2 separate regions of the Mus musculus genome follow, and region 2 is linked to region 1. Evidence: chromatin loops called from intact Hi-C (ENCODE). Cell type or tissue: left cerebral cortex. All regions are shown on one strand.

Region 1 (8,000 bases):
GCATAAAGTGTGAGCTGTAAAAATGGAGAGATTGAGACTGTGTGTGTGTGAGCGAGTGAGCCATTATTCCAGTTCACTGGACTTTAGGAAAATACAAAACAGGACAATACAGACTCTGGAACATCACCAAGAGACTGACAATAGTGACTTTGGGAAAATATTCCTGGCATATTTATTCCAAGGCCACATGATTTTAATGATTAAAAGTTAAGAGGAAAATTAACGCAGAGTATGAAGATGCCTAAAATTCTACATCATTAAGCTTAAACTGTACACATCTCCATCTGTATATGAACAAGATAAACCACCTGCAGTTAAGAAAACTGTTGGGCTGGCGAGATGGCTCAGCAGGTTTAGGCACCTTCCAGTACGGCTGATGGCCTGAGCCCACTCCCTGGAACTCATGTAATAAGAGGAGAAAACAGACTCCAGGTTTTCCTGTGACTGCCACACATGCACACAAGTGTCAAACATGGACATACACACATACACACACAACAAATATTAAAAACTCTAAATAAGAAAAGTATTAAGACCAGGAAGTGGTAGCACACATCTTTAATCCCAGCACTTGGGAGATTGAAATAGGTCGATCTCTGTGAGTTTGGGGCTAATCTGATTTACAGAGTGAGTTCTAGGACAGGAACTATATAGAGAAATTCTGTCTTGAAAAATCAAACATCCACTCCCACCAAACATTAATTATTGAAATAGTTTGGAATGTGAATAGAATTGTGCCTTTATGTCAGTCATGGTCCTGAGACTTTATTGAGCCTAAGATATTGTCAAGGTGTTTGACTGCTTTTTGAGCCCTATCTCTAACTCTAAACGTATTGGCACATGACCTGCTGTGTTAGTGGTAGATTGGTACACAGCAGTGGCTTTCACCAAGGCCTCTGTAGGGTTGAGGGGCCTTGGATGAATCAGCTCCTGTGTCATTTATAAGTTACTTGTCAGGAACTTTTGGATGTCAGGGCACATCCACATTTTGGGAATCAGTTAAAGCCAAAATGAGCTGATCCAGAAAGATCTCAAGAAAAAGTCCTGGAGCCAATTCAGTGCTACATTGTATTTCATCCTCCATGACAGAGCTTGGTAAACTCTGGCTTCTGGGCTAAATCTAGCTATTGATGGCATTTGGAAACAGAGTGTTCTTGGAGCACAGCTATGTTTACTTGTTTTAGTATTTTCTCAAACTACTTTTTTGCCATAGTGGCAGAATGAAGTAAACTTCTGTAACAGAAAACTCCACAGGACACAAAACAGGCATATTTATTATCTGATCATTCATAGAACAAGTTTACCCAGTTGTCTGGCCTAGACATCATCATGTCCATGACAAAGAAACAAGGGAGGAAACAGAATCCTATGGTTGCCTTCCAGGAAAACATCTGTTCATCATACAGATAGACAAAGCAAGTCACATGCCAGACAATTGACCTTAGAATCAAAGTGCTGAAACTCAAATCCCCAAGTGAGAGCAACCTCAGCATCACAAGACACAGGGTAGGTATGCATGGAGGAATGATTGACAGGAAAAATCGTTCCCGCCCACTCTGTGTGGGTTACAATGCCATGATGAAGTTCAACCCAGACATAGTAGGAGCACTATCTAAATTTAAAACTTCATGCTCTGAAAGCAGCCTTTGCTCTAATGTGTCAGTCGTCATTTTGTCAGATTAGCTGTAACCCATGGTAGGCTCAATGTGATAACAATGGTTACAACTAAGCTTGAAAAATGTGAGCATATGAATTTGGCCTTCTCCCTCTCATTTGCAGCATGTCGCCTTAGGAAGACAGATGGGATAAGAACAAATATTTGGATAGCCTTATCGCCTCTATAACCAAGTTGGTCCCCAAACTGTGCCCCCGTCTGTTCTCTTGAAATTATAATCTACACCCTGCTCCCAAACCAAGCACTTCATAAAATTTAATGCTCTTTACTATTGGTATAGTTATTGTAGATCAGAGAACGTTACTCACCTAAATGTGACTGACCATGTTGGTGTTTGCTGAAATGGTAGTTCATGACTTATATTAACCATGAAAACAAATGCTACATTAAATTTCTGTGTTATTCAATCTACAAGCATAATAGCTAATGGGAGAGCACCTTTTCCTGGATACCTTGTCCTTTGTAACATCGTATTTAGAGGTTGGATCCAAGAATTTATTCTAATGATGTCTTCCTCACCAACCAACCTTAATGCCAGATGAGGCTCCCTCAATCTCTTTTCAGTATTTCACATTTAAAATGAAGACAGTGAAGTAGATGATTGAAAGAATCTACGACTGAAAACACTATTTGTTCTGGAGGCAGGTGTTCTACTCATTTCTAGTGACAGACTGTGAGCACCAACATGCGGGAGTAATTATGGTAGAAAGCCCATAACCTCATTAACAGGGTCAAAGACAATTGGTGAGCTAAAGAGCATTTTGTGGGTTTCATGTCTTAGAATAATAATAATAATGCTTAAATTAATTTTCTCTGAGTCACTAATGTCATGTCACTAAAACAACATGAACACTCCCAAACATTAAATAAATATTGAGTTCTCCCCATTTTAAGATTTACTCTTATTGTTTTTCTTCAAATGGGAGTATACTATCACTTGACTAGGCCAATCACTGATAGGTAGTAGTGTTGGGATGGGACAGCCAGAATGGCCAGAAGTAAATTACTTGCTCTATTCATTCTGGGTTCCTAAAATCATGATCCTGAGAATTAGAGTCCTCTAGGCCAAAATCTCAAGACACATAATAGAAGGAAATGCTTAATTCTTCATGAAACTACTAATAATCTCCCATGTGATGTATGTCTTGTGTACATCACTGAAGAGATGGAATTAGATACATTTGTAAAGAAGTCAAAAGAGACCATTGAAATAACTGAAATCAAACTGTAATGGGGTCCTCTGGAGGAAACCAATTCATGATATTCTGTTGGTTAAATCTGCCCTGGCATGCTTTGGTAGAGACCACATGGTAAAAAGGTATTTCACTAATGAACATTTGTAAGCAGTTTAGTGTCTGAGGGCATTAACAATGAACCAAGATTAGGCAGAGTTATATCCATAGAATTAAAGTTTCCATTTTATTATCAGTAGATATAAATTGAGAATGAGAGAGAGAGAGAGAGAGAGAGAGAGAGAGAGAGAGAGAGAGAGGAAGAAGAGAAGAGAGGGAAGAATGAGCGTAGAAGGAGGAGGAAGAAGAGAAAAGGAAGAGGAAAAAGAGGAAGAGGAGGAAGAAGAAGAAGGAGAAGGAGAAGAAAGAAGAGGAGGAGGAGGAGGAGGAGGAGGAAGAAGATGAGGAGGAGGAGAAGGAGGCAGATTAACTACTTCCAGGGCAGCTTCATCTACACAGTGAGTTTCAAGGTAGCCAGGCGTATAAAATGAGTGAGACAGAGTCTTGATAAAATAAAAGAGAAAGAAAGAATGCAAGGAGAGAAGAAAGGAAGGGGGGGCAGCATTATTATCGTTACACTTAGAAGCACACCGTGCCATTGTAGCCATTAGTCCTTTTGTTTTCTGGGTCCATTTGTGACACACTGCTTTTGTGACACACTGTTTTCTGTCTCTTGACTCGTAAAGTCTGAAATGTTTATTTGGGCTTTTTACAACACATGTCGACCTATGACCCTCACAATTCCCTTAAGACACTAATAGGATAGTGAGTTTTCTAGTTATTTGGCACCTACTAACTTGCCCTAAGATTTAATCAAAGCAATTACAGTAATAGAAAAGACCCTGCACCCCCAAAATAAGAGTGACTTCAAGTATAGAACTTGAAGCCATTTATTTTATGACCTTGCAAAGTGGGGCATGTATCTAGGGTAAAGGAAAGAATCGCTATTGTGATAATTTAGGGGGAAATGTGATTTTCATAGTTCCTGTTCTTGAGGAATTCTGCTCTCTTTCTGCCACATTGTGTTCTTCAGGGAGTTACAGTCTCTCTTGCTTGACTACCATAGTCTCCGTTCCAAATTTCTCATCCAACTGCACTTGAGATCTCCCCTTGTTCCTGGTATGTGGCCTCAGTCACATAACAAAGTGCCTCTAAATTTTCAGCTATAATGAAATGAAAGCACTCAGGCAAGAAGCTACCAGCTACTAGCTAGGAACGACAGAGGCCTAGGGATTCCTGTTTATCTGTAGTACTTTGATGAGTGCTAAATGTATACTGTACTAAAAATGGATCTTCAGGGCCAGTGAGATAACTCAGTTTTTAAAGCCGCTTGCCACCAAAATTTGACTGTATGATTTTCTGTGCTACTAAAAATAAACACGTTATTTATATATACATTTTCCTCTATTTTAACTCAAATTATTTGTTTCTGTTCTATATCATACATTATGTAGTGTGGAAAGATGTTAGACTATGTCATGATGCCTAAGCATTTGTCTAATTTTTTTAAAAAGAGAGAGAGAGATTCCAGGCAGGGGAGATGAGATGGTTCAAAGTGTTTGCATAAATGTTATCCCTTACAACACACATTTCAACAAATCTGGGTATGGTGGTGCACACTTGTAGTCCAAGCACTGGGGAGGTGGAAACAGGCAGATCCCTGGGACTCAGTAGTCAGCCAGCCTAGCCTACTTGACAAGCATTGGGCCAACAAATAAAACCATTGCTTCCTTGGGAATGGGATCCAAGGTTGTCCTGTAGTGTGTGCGTGTACACACACACACACACACACACACACACACACACGCACGCACACACTCACACACACACACACACTCACACACGCACACAAGCACACATGCACACAAGCACACACAAGCACACACAAGCACACACACATAAGCAATGAGACACCATTTACTTTCTTCATGGCCATGGGTTTCTCACCAGTGTCTGAACTTTGGTTTGCTCCCCCTGGTGGTTGAGTTTTCATGCCAGGATGCGGTTCCTCTGATGGAAGCTGAAGTTTCAGTTAATGCCGTCCTTTTGCTCATAGTAAATATGTAGAAATCATGACACCTCCCATGGAAAGCAATCAAATCACACCTTTTTCATAAATGATAGTTTAAAGTACTAACGTTCGATCACATCCTATGGCAGGTCTTAATGTCAACAGAACAGAGCACACTAGGACGAAATGACACCAAGCAGGTGCTCAGAAAGAGCTTACACTATCTACAACTAATTTAAGACTGGCCCATAATGATGGTCTTATGCCTGTCACGTTCAATGCAGTCATTGTGATGACGTCAGAAAACCTGGGCCTAGTTTCTTTGATGAGTTTATCTTACTGCTTTTTAAAGGAAACGTGATATGTGATTCCATTTGGGGCCTCAGGTCTTCTCACAGCTCTGCCACAGAAACAGGTTCTGAATCCATTAATTCAACAACCCACCCCAGATTCCTCTACTCAAAACAAAGTCAGTAACCATTACAGCTAGAATTCGGATCAGAGTCTGAGATGGAGTTCTAAGTAGAAAAAAAAATGACATGATTGCTGCTTTTAGGGACTTATCCCAGAATGAAATACTGGAAAAACTATGAAAATGATTGCAAATAATATTTATTAGGGTGCCATTTACTGAAGCAAAGCACTGCAACTCTTTAAAATATTCTCAGGACAGAAATCTGAGGACGTGCACATTGTATTATTATGAGACCATAACAAGGAGAAGACTTTGTCTATGCTAGTATCTCTACAATGAAGTTATTATTAAGGATACAAGATGATCCTGATGCATGTGTGTGTGCATGCTTACATTAGGGACGAGAAACAAAGTGAGTTCTTAATGTCCCCTTTGGGAGCTATGACTTTCTGAAGTTACATAGTAATTAAATAGTGTTACATAGTAATTAACTACAATACAGATAGCCTTTCATATACAACCAGGAAAGTTAAAGAAAGAAGACTTCATTGAGAGCACTGCTGGTGACATAATGACCATCAAGAACCTGTCCCAGGTGACTTTAAAATAACACGTTTCATTTGGAAAACAACAACATAATAGGAAGAATATCAACAACAGTTGAGGCAAAATCATTTTGAGACTAGAATATGTAATGTAGACTAAAAGAAAAAAGTAATTAAACTAGAGTTACTAAAATCAGAATTTGAGGCAGGGCATAAATGGGTTATAGAAGTGGACTTGAATAGGTAAAATAAAAGGAATCAAAATTCCTAAGTTTGACATTAGTCTGAACTGATGTGCTTGTGTGTGTGTGTGCATGTGTGTGTGTGTGTGAGTGTGTGTGTGTGAGTGTGTGAGAGTGGTAGTGGTGTGTGCTGTGTGTCTGTGGTATGTGTATGTGTGAGATAGTGTGTGTGTCTAAGTGGTAGTCATGTGCATTATGTGTGTGTGAGTGTGTGTGTGTGTAGTATGTCTGTCTGTGTGTCTTTGTGTCTGTGTTGTGTGTGTGTGTGAGTGTGTGAGAGTGGTAGTGGTGTGTGCTGTGTGTGTGTGGTGGTAGTGTATTTACCTCCTAGAAAGAGCTAGGAAAAAAATATGAAAATGATTGCAAATAATATTTATTGGGGTGCCATTTACTGCAGCAAAGAACTGCAACTCTTTAAAATATTTTCAGAACAGAAATCTGAGGAACATAAAATATATAGGCTCCATGCCAATAAACTGTCATATGACGAAGACCTTAAAACATTATATATATGGTTATCTATATAATATGTGTTATACATGCATGTTATATATGTATGTAGAAACACATATATACACTATATATGCACATACCTACAATTACACACATATACATATATAGCTATGTATCTAGACATCTAAAAAGATACACAGACTTTTTTGAAGACTGTTGGAGATCTTAACTTTTTTGAAAACCCTCCAAGAATCTATCCTACTTTTCCTATATAAACTACACCCCAACTTGACCAATAGCTGTTGAGAGGGAAATGTTTCTTTTTAGAAGCAAAGCAGCTAATAATTGAAGAAATAATTTATCTTTTCAACACCTAATGAGGTAATGGATTTAAGCAAAGATTATCAATGGCTGTTAACATAAGACAGCCAGAAGTTATTTATTCCGGAGAGACTCACACAATATCATCCATAAAACTATGTGGATAAAAGGCCAGGAAAACTCTCCCGAAGTCTCTAATTGTTTTATTTAACTTTTTATTGATTCTATGTGAATTTCACATCGTGCTTCCCAATCCCACTCATTTCCCTGTCTCTTTGTAACCTCCCTACCCCCACCCCCCCAAAAAAGAAAAAAAATCATTGTGGAAGCTGTAGTATATCAGTGTGTCCCACAGTATACCATTTCACCCACTTCTCTGCTTGCAAATGTTCATTGGGACAAGTCACTGATCTGGTTTGAGACCTCTAGGTTCTGCTACTCTATCAATAGCAGACCCTCACTGGGACCTCTCAGACATCTTGTTGTTTCCCTAGGTCATGGAGGTCCTGCAACTTTGGATCTGTGCCTACCAGAGCAGAGCTGCTCAAGTAAGGTAGGGTCTGCTCTCCGGAGTGCTGCAGCAGTCCAGGGTTTGGACCAGATCTCCTGCTCTCATGAACAGCTCTCTCACCTGCCCCACCCTGCCTCCATCCCCTGACATCAGGACCAGCTCTACTATGCTGCACAAGTGCAGGTCCCACTCTGAGTGCTGCAAAAGGTGAGGAGAAGGGACAGCTCTCCTGCTCTCCAGATCCCCTGTGGTCAGCTTTCTTGACTGCTGCAGGTGGGTAGTGGCAAGAGGAGTGGCATGATTCTCTCCCTCACCTTCCCTCTGTATCCACACAGCAGATGAGTACAGGGCTACCTCTCCCATGCACGCTCACACTCTCAGACTGGCTCATCTTCAACCCCTACAACCAGGGCCAGCTCGGCTGTGTGTGCTAGGCTAGGTGCAGCCTGCTTTCCTCAGAACTGCACCTGGGGAGGAGCAGATGGCTCTCCTGCTTGCACACCTTTGGCACCAGATCTCCCATGATGCCCAGTCTAGGGGTGGTGCCAGTTCTGCACAGCTCTCAAACATCAACATGGTGGTACCCCAGACCAGG
Region 2 (8,000 bases), 370 kb before region 1:
TTATAAAAGCTGATTCAGGCTCGTCGTCGAATTTCTTTAAAGCCTTGAGCCTGGAAACAGCTGTTTTCCAAGAAGCCTGGGTCCTCTTATCTGGGTACCACTGTTACCAGATACACTGACCACTATTCAGATGCTGATGTTCTGTGCATACTCAGTGGCCAGATCTAGCAACTGTGTGAACACATTCATCGTCACAACGTTCATAAGCACATATTTATAGCTGTGTCTTATCTGTCTGCCTGCCTATTCCTCAGTGTATGTGTGTCTGTCTGTCTGTCTATCTATGTATTACCTATCTATCCATGTATCCACCTATCTATCCATCCATCCATCCATCCATCCATCCATCCATCTATCTATCTATCTATCTATCTATCTATCTATCTATCTATCTATCTATCTATCTATCTATCTTAGAGGCCTTTAATTCACAAAAAAAATCTATTATGATCTCATATCTGAGGTATTGTCCTCACACACGTACCCTCCCATATTTATGTCCTTTAATGTTACAAGAAACCTTGTTCCCATGACCTTCAGTATGGCCATCTGTTTGGTCAACCTTCACATGGTCAGTGCCATTGTATATAACATGTTTGAAGCTCTTTGGACATCTCCCTGGCCTAATACTGCTGACTGCAGTCAACAAATCCTACTGGAGTTCCCAGAACTCACTAGGTAGAGTGTCCGTCACTCTCCATGGCAAACTAAGTCCCTCCGCATCCTTCAGGTGTGTCCCATACCTGCTGTGAAATTCTAGTTTTCCTGCCTGTCTCTGCTCTCAAGGCCCTGGGTAGTGGGGACTGCCTTGTGTCTGCCATCTCTGCAGAGATCTGCTACAAGGCAGTTTCTGAGTTGTCCTTCCGAGCCAGTGCCCTCAGTTCTAAGACTTTAGCTTCTAGAGTAAGGCAGAGTTTAATCTTCATTTTCCACGTGCCTGTTATTAAAGGTGGATGTGAGAGAAGCATAATTAGTTGATTACCCTCATAATCATCCGAACAATTACTTTTACATCTATTCTCACAACTTGAACAATGGCTGTGGAGTGAAGAAAAATGGAGCCCTGGGATGTTCAATAGCTTTGTCAGGTGACGTAACTAATTAGAGACAGGGGCCTGGGAAGGCCTGATAGAAACTCTGAGCACTGCAGTGCATTGTTCTGCCAGAGGGCTGCTTCCTTAGGCTCTTTCCAAAGAGGATGTGTTTTCTATTCTTCAGGGAATCCAGATTGGAGCAGAAAGAGGGAGGGAGAGCTCAGACAGTAAGGGCTTGAACACAAGGGTGTGAGTTTGAGCCCTGGAACCCACATAGTAAAGCAAGCCTTGCTGGTCCCCATTGCACTTCCAGCTCTGGATGGATGGATGGAACCATGTAGATACCTGGGCGTCACTGGCCAGCCAGGCTAGCCAGTGAGTGAGTTTCAGGCTCCATGAGAGACCGTGTTCATCACTCTCTGTCTTATTCCTTTGGGACAGGGTCTCCACGGTGCTACATATGTACTATGTACACAGAATAATAGAATAAAACCAAGCTACAGATACTTTCTCAGGAACATGCAGTACTGCTGACATCATGAAATTAGCACATTGAGAGTGAAGGGCGCGGATGCGGAGGTGGCCCCTTTACATCCCTTGTGTTTGGGTTATGAGTTAAAGAGCATACCCTCGTGTGGGTCTCCCTTTCCTCCGGGGTCGTGGGCCACCAGCCTGTGAGGGCAGAAGTGACATCGTGAGTGTAACAGAAGGAGTTAGCTTCAGTGAGACAGCTCTACTTCATTTTTCCAGGGCAGGGTATATAAGGCTTTTAGGGGTATGGGTGGAAAGGGCTGATTGGCCATAACACAACACCTAATTATCGTGTGGGTGGGAGGCTAGAGCGGGACTTGTGTGTAGTACGTGCAGAGAGCTCTGCACGGGGTCGTTCTCTGGACAAGGCCCCTTGTACCTGCTCAGAGACACTCCAGCCAAGGCCAAGCAGAAGAAGGGAAGTCCCGCTGAGAAAGGGACTTCTCGGTTTTGCACTAAGCTCAGAGAGCTATCCCTACGTGGTGGACTACAACCTCAACAGCAGGGCCCCCCCACACCCTCCAGCTGCTGGTCGTAAACCACATCTTGTTTTTCTGGTTTGTTTACTACAGGTAAATAAATCCAATGGTCACTAAAAGAATTGCAGTGTTTTTTTCATAAACATGATCATAATCAATAGTTTATGAATTTGTTATTCAGATCAAAGTTCACTGTGACAAAAGCTATAGTTAAATATCTTTAAAGATTTTTATCCATACAGCAGAATTTCTTGTCTCTTCAAGGGGAATGAGTTAGGCTATGAAATTAGATTTGATTTTTGTCAGACAAGATGGAAACTTATTTCAACAAGATACTATAATACTAAACTTCACAAAACACACACACACACTCACTCTCTTCTCTCTCTCTCTCTCTCTCTCCCTCTCCCTCTTCTCCCTCTCCCTCTCTCTCTCCCTGTCCCTGTCCCTGCCCCTCTCCCTCATCTTCATAATAACTATAAGGTACATATAAGGTACTCTAAGGATAGGACTGAGACTGAATACAGTGTTGCCTGAGTCCTACAGGAAGTGACACATCTGCAGTCATCTTCTGTTCACCTCTGTCAGGCTGTGGAGCAGGGAGCCCACTGTTACTTGCTTACCACAGAATTTCAAGTCACAGGTTAACCAGGTTAGCATTCTTGGGTTTTTAGACCACAAGTCATCCTGTCACTTTTTCTAGAAGAACAATGTTCTCATTAGATTTAGTTTCCAGAAAGGTCCTTCCACCCTAGAGTCACCTTCCTGAGTGGAAAGTAAATTGTTACTGCCTGCTAAGGGGTTATGATTTAAGACACTCCAGTGTCACAGTGGGCACTTAGGTCAAATGGCTTTTCCACGAGTCAGGTTACATGGGCAGGGGAAGGGGGGTAGACAGGGCTGTCACCTCAGACCTTCTGTGGGGACAATCTGGTGGTGACAAACACCAGACATCCTGTGTGTAAAACCAGCTTCCCCTAAGACACACACAAGCCACCCTGGTCATTGTGGCAGATTTTCTGATTCCAGAGTTTGGGGAATCAGATAGACGGTAGGCTAGGGGGAGAAGGCTAAAGCCCATGCTATCCTTGACAGATGCCTCTTAAGTAGCTTTTGAAACACATTGATTTTGTTTACTAACATTTTTGCCTCTTTACTGGTATTTCTTTTCTTTGTTTTACATGTTTTTAATTTTGTGTGTGTTTCGTTTGTGTTTTGTTTTCGAGTTGGTTTTCGCTTGCTTTGGTTTCTTTGAACTGTTTGGTTTTCCTTCAGCCGCTTCCCTCAGTTTGGTCTTGCCATGTGTCTTTGGTTGCTTTGTCGACCCGACTCTGTCTAGTCTACTTACCAGGCTGCTCGCAGGCTCTGTCTGGAGCTCTGGAAGGTGAAGTAGAGCTTGGGTGATTGACAGCCACCTCAGTGCACACCACTAGCGTGAGCTTTCCTCACATACCTGCAGTGCACCTGCCAGCCCATCACCTCATGTTCTCATGTACTTACTGTCTACAGTGGTGGCCAGTGAGCTCTTCCTGCATCGGCATTGCTCGTCTCCCAGGAAAGGTCTGCTTTAAACGCTAACAAGAGAACCTGCTACCTCTGGAGGAGAATGAATAGGAACCGCAGGATATCTTTTCCTCGTGGTATAGTAACTGGATGCTATATGTATGGCAGATAGATTTGCTTTTATTTTCTCCCTCAGGTCCTAATCACGTGGAAAAAAGTAGAAATTATTTGTACTTTGCATGTCTTCATAATGGTATTTAAGAGGCTTTATGACTCTTGACCCCAGGCCCAGGGCTTGGGAACAGTTTTATGGTGTCAAACCAGGCACTGAATGTGAACTGTAGCAGGGTGCTCTAGGCGATATTAAATTGGGGTGATGTTTAGTAAGTGGCAAATGTCTTATGTTTCCTAAATCCGAAGTGGGTTCTTCTGGCTCTAAAGAGCCGCCACCTTTACCCCTTGCCTGCTTTGTAACAGCTGCAATGGTTTCCTCCACAGCTCTCTACGATGAGGTCACTCAGTTTCGAAAGGCCTGTGGCGAGGCCCATCTCAAAACCATCCTAGCTACGGGCGAACTGGGCTCTCTCACCAACGTCTACAAAGCCAGCCTGGTAGCGATGATGGCAGGTAAGCTTCGTGTCTTCAGACCTGCTGCCCACTGGGTCGACGGTTTTAGGAGAAACAAGGGAAGACAAGCATTTGGATGGTATTGCAAGTGCTACCGTCATCCTCTTTCCAGAGGGCTGAGATGAGATTTGTGAATGGAGACTTTGGGCCTCTGTCCACTTTTCTGTTGGTTTGTAGCATTTTTCTTTTGCTGCGCTCTCCCTATGTAGCAGTAGATGGCGCTCTTGTTAGCAAATTGCCTTTTGTGCTAGTTGATTCTTCCTCCGTGTGTGCTGGAGAGGATTTAGTTTAGCATTGCGTCTTTCTGAGACCTGTCTGTGCTTTCTCAAGTGGCCCCTGCTTTTGTTCCTGCTAATGTAAGGAAGAATCCGGGGGGCGTTCTTCTTACTTTCAGATAGAGGTTGACCTCTATTGACCTCTGTTGCTTTGCACAGAGCAGACGCATCCGCTCAGGTTGGAGCTCCGCCGGCCTCTTTCTCACCTCCACTGTACCAGGGAGTGGCCTGCTGCATCTCTCTCCACGCTGCAGCTGCTGTCCTGGGCAAACCCTCCCGAGTGGGTTACTTCAGCTCAGGTCTCCGTCCCTACTTCTGGCCCTTTCTAGTCTTCTCTCCTCTGTGCTGTTAAATGGCCTTCTCAGCGCTGATTTGATCATGACCCCACTTCTTTACAACCGTCCCCCCCCCCCCCAGATGCCCAGATGGAGTGCAACTTCCAGGCCCTCTGTCTGTGTCTTCTCCTGTCTCCTTCCCCTTCACTCCTGGACTCAGCTTCCGTTGTGTCCTTGTGCATGTTGGGCCCCTGCCTCGAAGGCCTCTGTCCTCAGCACACTTGACTTCAGCACAGCCACGCCAGTGTCTGGCATCACTTCCTTCCCCACCGCTTGATTCATCTTCTCGAGAGCTCCATATCCTTTCGATTAATTGATTAATTCTCTATTAGATGACACGCCTCACTGTGCTGGGAGTGAGAGCTGATTTTGAGGTGTCCCCTAGGGGCCCTAACTCTGGGATGAAGATGCCTGGCTTCCCTGGTTCAGGCCATTCATTGTGGTCACGCTGTAGATGTTTATACTTTAGATATAAGCCTTGGATACTCTCGTGTGCCTTTTGAATGCCGTCGGGCCTAGTGGATGCTTCCCTGGGACTCTACTGAGCATCAGCCAGGCCACTGAGGATGATCCGGCCTGGTCCCTGCTGCCGGCCCTGTGGGTACTTGTTGCTGCTTGTGTCCTTTAAAGCCAGATCCCTAAATATCTGAGGCTAAGTAGAAATAGAGTACTTTGCACAGCACTGGGGTGCTGGAGTTCAGCAGTCCACAGTAGAAGGCTCATTGTGACTTGGGGTGACTGTGTTAAGGCCCTCAGTGTGTTAGCTAGACATGTGGTCCCCTTCTGGTTCTTAGCCAAGGAAGAGACTGCTAGTCTGGGCAACAAACGAAAAGTTGAGGCCATCTTCAAGGAGCTGCAGCCAAACATGGCAGCAACCATTTGTGGGACACCTTTGAGGGTGTTGCCGTGTCAGCATGCTCGCAAGGCCAAGGCACTTGATGGGGCCACAACTGAGCTGCCCTGAGGTGTCTCTTACCACAGCTATAACACTGTCCGGAAAAAAGTATGGGCTTTCTGAAAGGTCAGCCGTGGACGCTCTGCACAAGCAGTTCCCAGAGGGAAGGTGGTGTTAGGCCGCCTCCATCTGCTGTGCCCAGAGAAAACTGGCTGGAAGCTGCCACTGCCCTTGCTTTCTGTGCAGTTTGCCCTCTGCTGTGTTTATGGGCTCTGCTTCACCATTTAACTAGCCTGTTGAGCCTGTAGCTGTGGGGTACATCAACAGATTCATTCTCAGTTTGGTCTTCTTACATTGCTAGTTTAGAGTTTAGCTAGTGTAGAAAAGGCCAGACTTTGTGGTGAAGCTGCAGACGCACGTCACCAGTGAGCTCCGTTCACGTTGGCCTCCCTCCCTGTTATTCCTTGTGGTCCTCCTCCGTCCTCACAGGTGGCTTCCCTCTGCCTTGTGTGTGTGTGTTGTATATGCAAGAATTACTGTCTCTTCCTCTGATCTTCCCTCCCCCACATTAATAGTTTCTCTTCTGATTTTATAGGAAAAGCATATGACTCCACATAGGAGAGGACGGGTGTGGCCGAATAGCCTCACTGTGCGTGTATATACACTGCTTTCTGTGTTTTGTTTTTTTACATCTAGTCTGACTCCAGTCTTTCAGTAAACATGACCATGCTGGTTTCTCTGTCTGTGCTGGCTTTGATTTCTTTGGCTGTATACCCAGAAGTGATGGCGCTGGACTGCACAGTAGGTCTGTTTTTAGTTTCCTGGGACCCTTCTTTCTGGTCCATCGGGGCCACACTAAGTTTTCTGTTTGTGTGCATGTGCACCCACTGAACAAGTGCTCTGTCACTGAGTTCTATGTCCCCGTTGCTGACAAATACTTTTAATGTCCCTTGATCTTCTTCTCACCACCCCCGAGTTAATGGAGATTTTCTTAAGGTCCCAGAGCTCGAGCAGGCCCGCAGTCCAAGTTTGACCTCTGCTTGGCTCACGTCCACTGCAGTGCGGCTTCTTCTTCAGAAGCAGCAGCTCTCAGGAAGGACGTTCGTTGTCTTTGTGAACTTTATGATTTATAGCGTCTAGCCTGCTTCCCAGTCTGTATTTATCCTGCTGCTACATATAATGGAACTGAAGTATTTTCCAAATTCAGTGGGTTTCTGTATTTTTGTTTTAGTTTTCTATATAATGCACAGACTAATCCCAAATAAAAATACTTTATTTTTTTCTGACAAAAAAAAAAATCAATCTCATTGAGTTGAGCTTACATTCATTGGAATGTGTTAAGTGTCCATACGGTGTGAGAAGCTTAGACAGTATGCAGTCACCTGCATCTGACTACTGCAGTCAGGAGGTAACGTTGCTGTCATCCCGGCAGATTCTGAGTGACTCTCTTAGTTACTGTTCTAGTGCCGTGAGAGGATGCCATGGCCACGGTAATTCATAAGACACGGTACTTACCTGGGAATCGCTTACGGTTTCAGAGGGGGAGTCCACACCTGCCTTGGCTGGGTGTGTGATGGCAGCTGTGGGGACAGAGGTCCAGAGCAAGAGCTTAAGTCTGGGCCTGGCAAGGGCTTGGGAAACCTCAAACCCCACATCCAGGCACACACCTCCTATCAAGGCTGCATCTTCTCCTCCTTCCTAAACTGTACGTCAGCAGGGGCTCATCACTGATATCAGTGAACCCGTGGGACCGTCCCCATTCAAAGCACCATAGACCCTCTAAGGTCGGTGTGATGCGGTCTGCCTGCTCGCTAGCAGCACAACCTGGCTGTATGGACATCCACAGGCTTCGTCAGTTGAGAACATCCCGTAACTCACACTGTAGCTACTGTTTTGTTTGCTACTCCCCCGAATGAATAACCGAGAGACTGCAAGCTTTCTTACAGATATCCGCTCCATTGCCACCCAGATGCATTGAGCTGCTAGGATTGTGGTTGTGAAGTTGTTCATACCGTGGTCCTAGTCTGATGTCTGTAGGGTCTGTAGTCACAGCTCACCGTGGGCCTAGTCTGATGTCTGTAGGGTCTGTAGTCACAGCTCACTGTGGGCCTAGTCTGATGTCTGTAGGGTCTGTAGTCACAGCTCACCATGGTCCTAGTCTGATGTCTGTAGGGTCTGTAGTCACAGCTCACCATGGTCCTAGTCTGATGTCTGTAGGGTCTGTAGTCACAGCTCACCGTGGGCCTAGTCTGATGTCTGTAGGGTCTGTAGTCACAGCTCACCATGGTCCTAGTCTGATGTCTGTAGGGTCTGTAGTCACA

The links. Peaks named below come from ENCODE experiments on the same cell type or tissue, not always from the same donor. Only the 100,000 strongest peaks of a DNase experiment are listed, where the experiment ranks them.
Region 2: it touches region 1 in a loop (3-fold over the local background); 14 of 42 quality-filtered maps call a loop at or near these places.

Annotation. Positions count from the first base shown.
Region 1 is chr6:138,159,242-138,167,241 of GRCm38, forward strand. It overlaps Gm30213 (a long non-coding RNA gene), which reads left to right and starts at 7,314. Exons shown (of 5, transcript XR_869528.3): 1 at 7,314-7,612. In left cerebral cortex, a CTCF peak has its summit at 4,898 (motif pointing left); a DNase peak (open chromatin) is centred at 4,888.
Region 2 is chr6:137,792,709-137,800,708 of GRCm38, forward strand. Dera (deoxyribose-phosphate aldolase (putative)) reads left to right here. Exons shown (of 9, transcript NM_172733.1): 6 at 4,046-4,174. Among named protein-coding and RNA genes, the nearest start is that of Dera, 42 kb to the left of the region's middle. In left cerebral cortex, a CTCF peak has its summit at 4,392 (motif pointing right); a DNase peak (open chromatin) is centred at 4,397.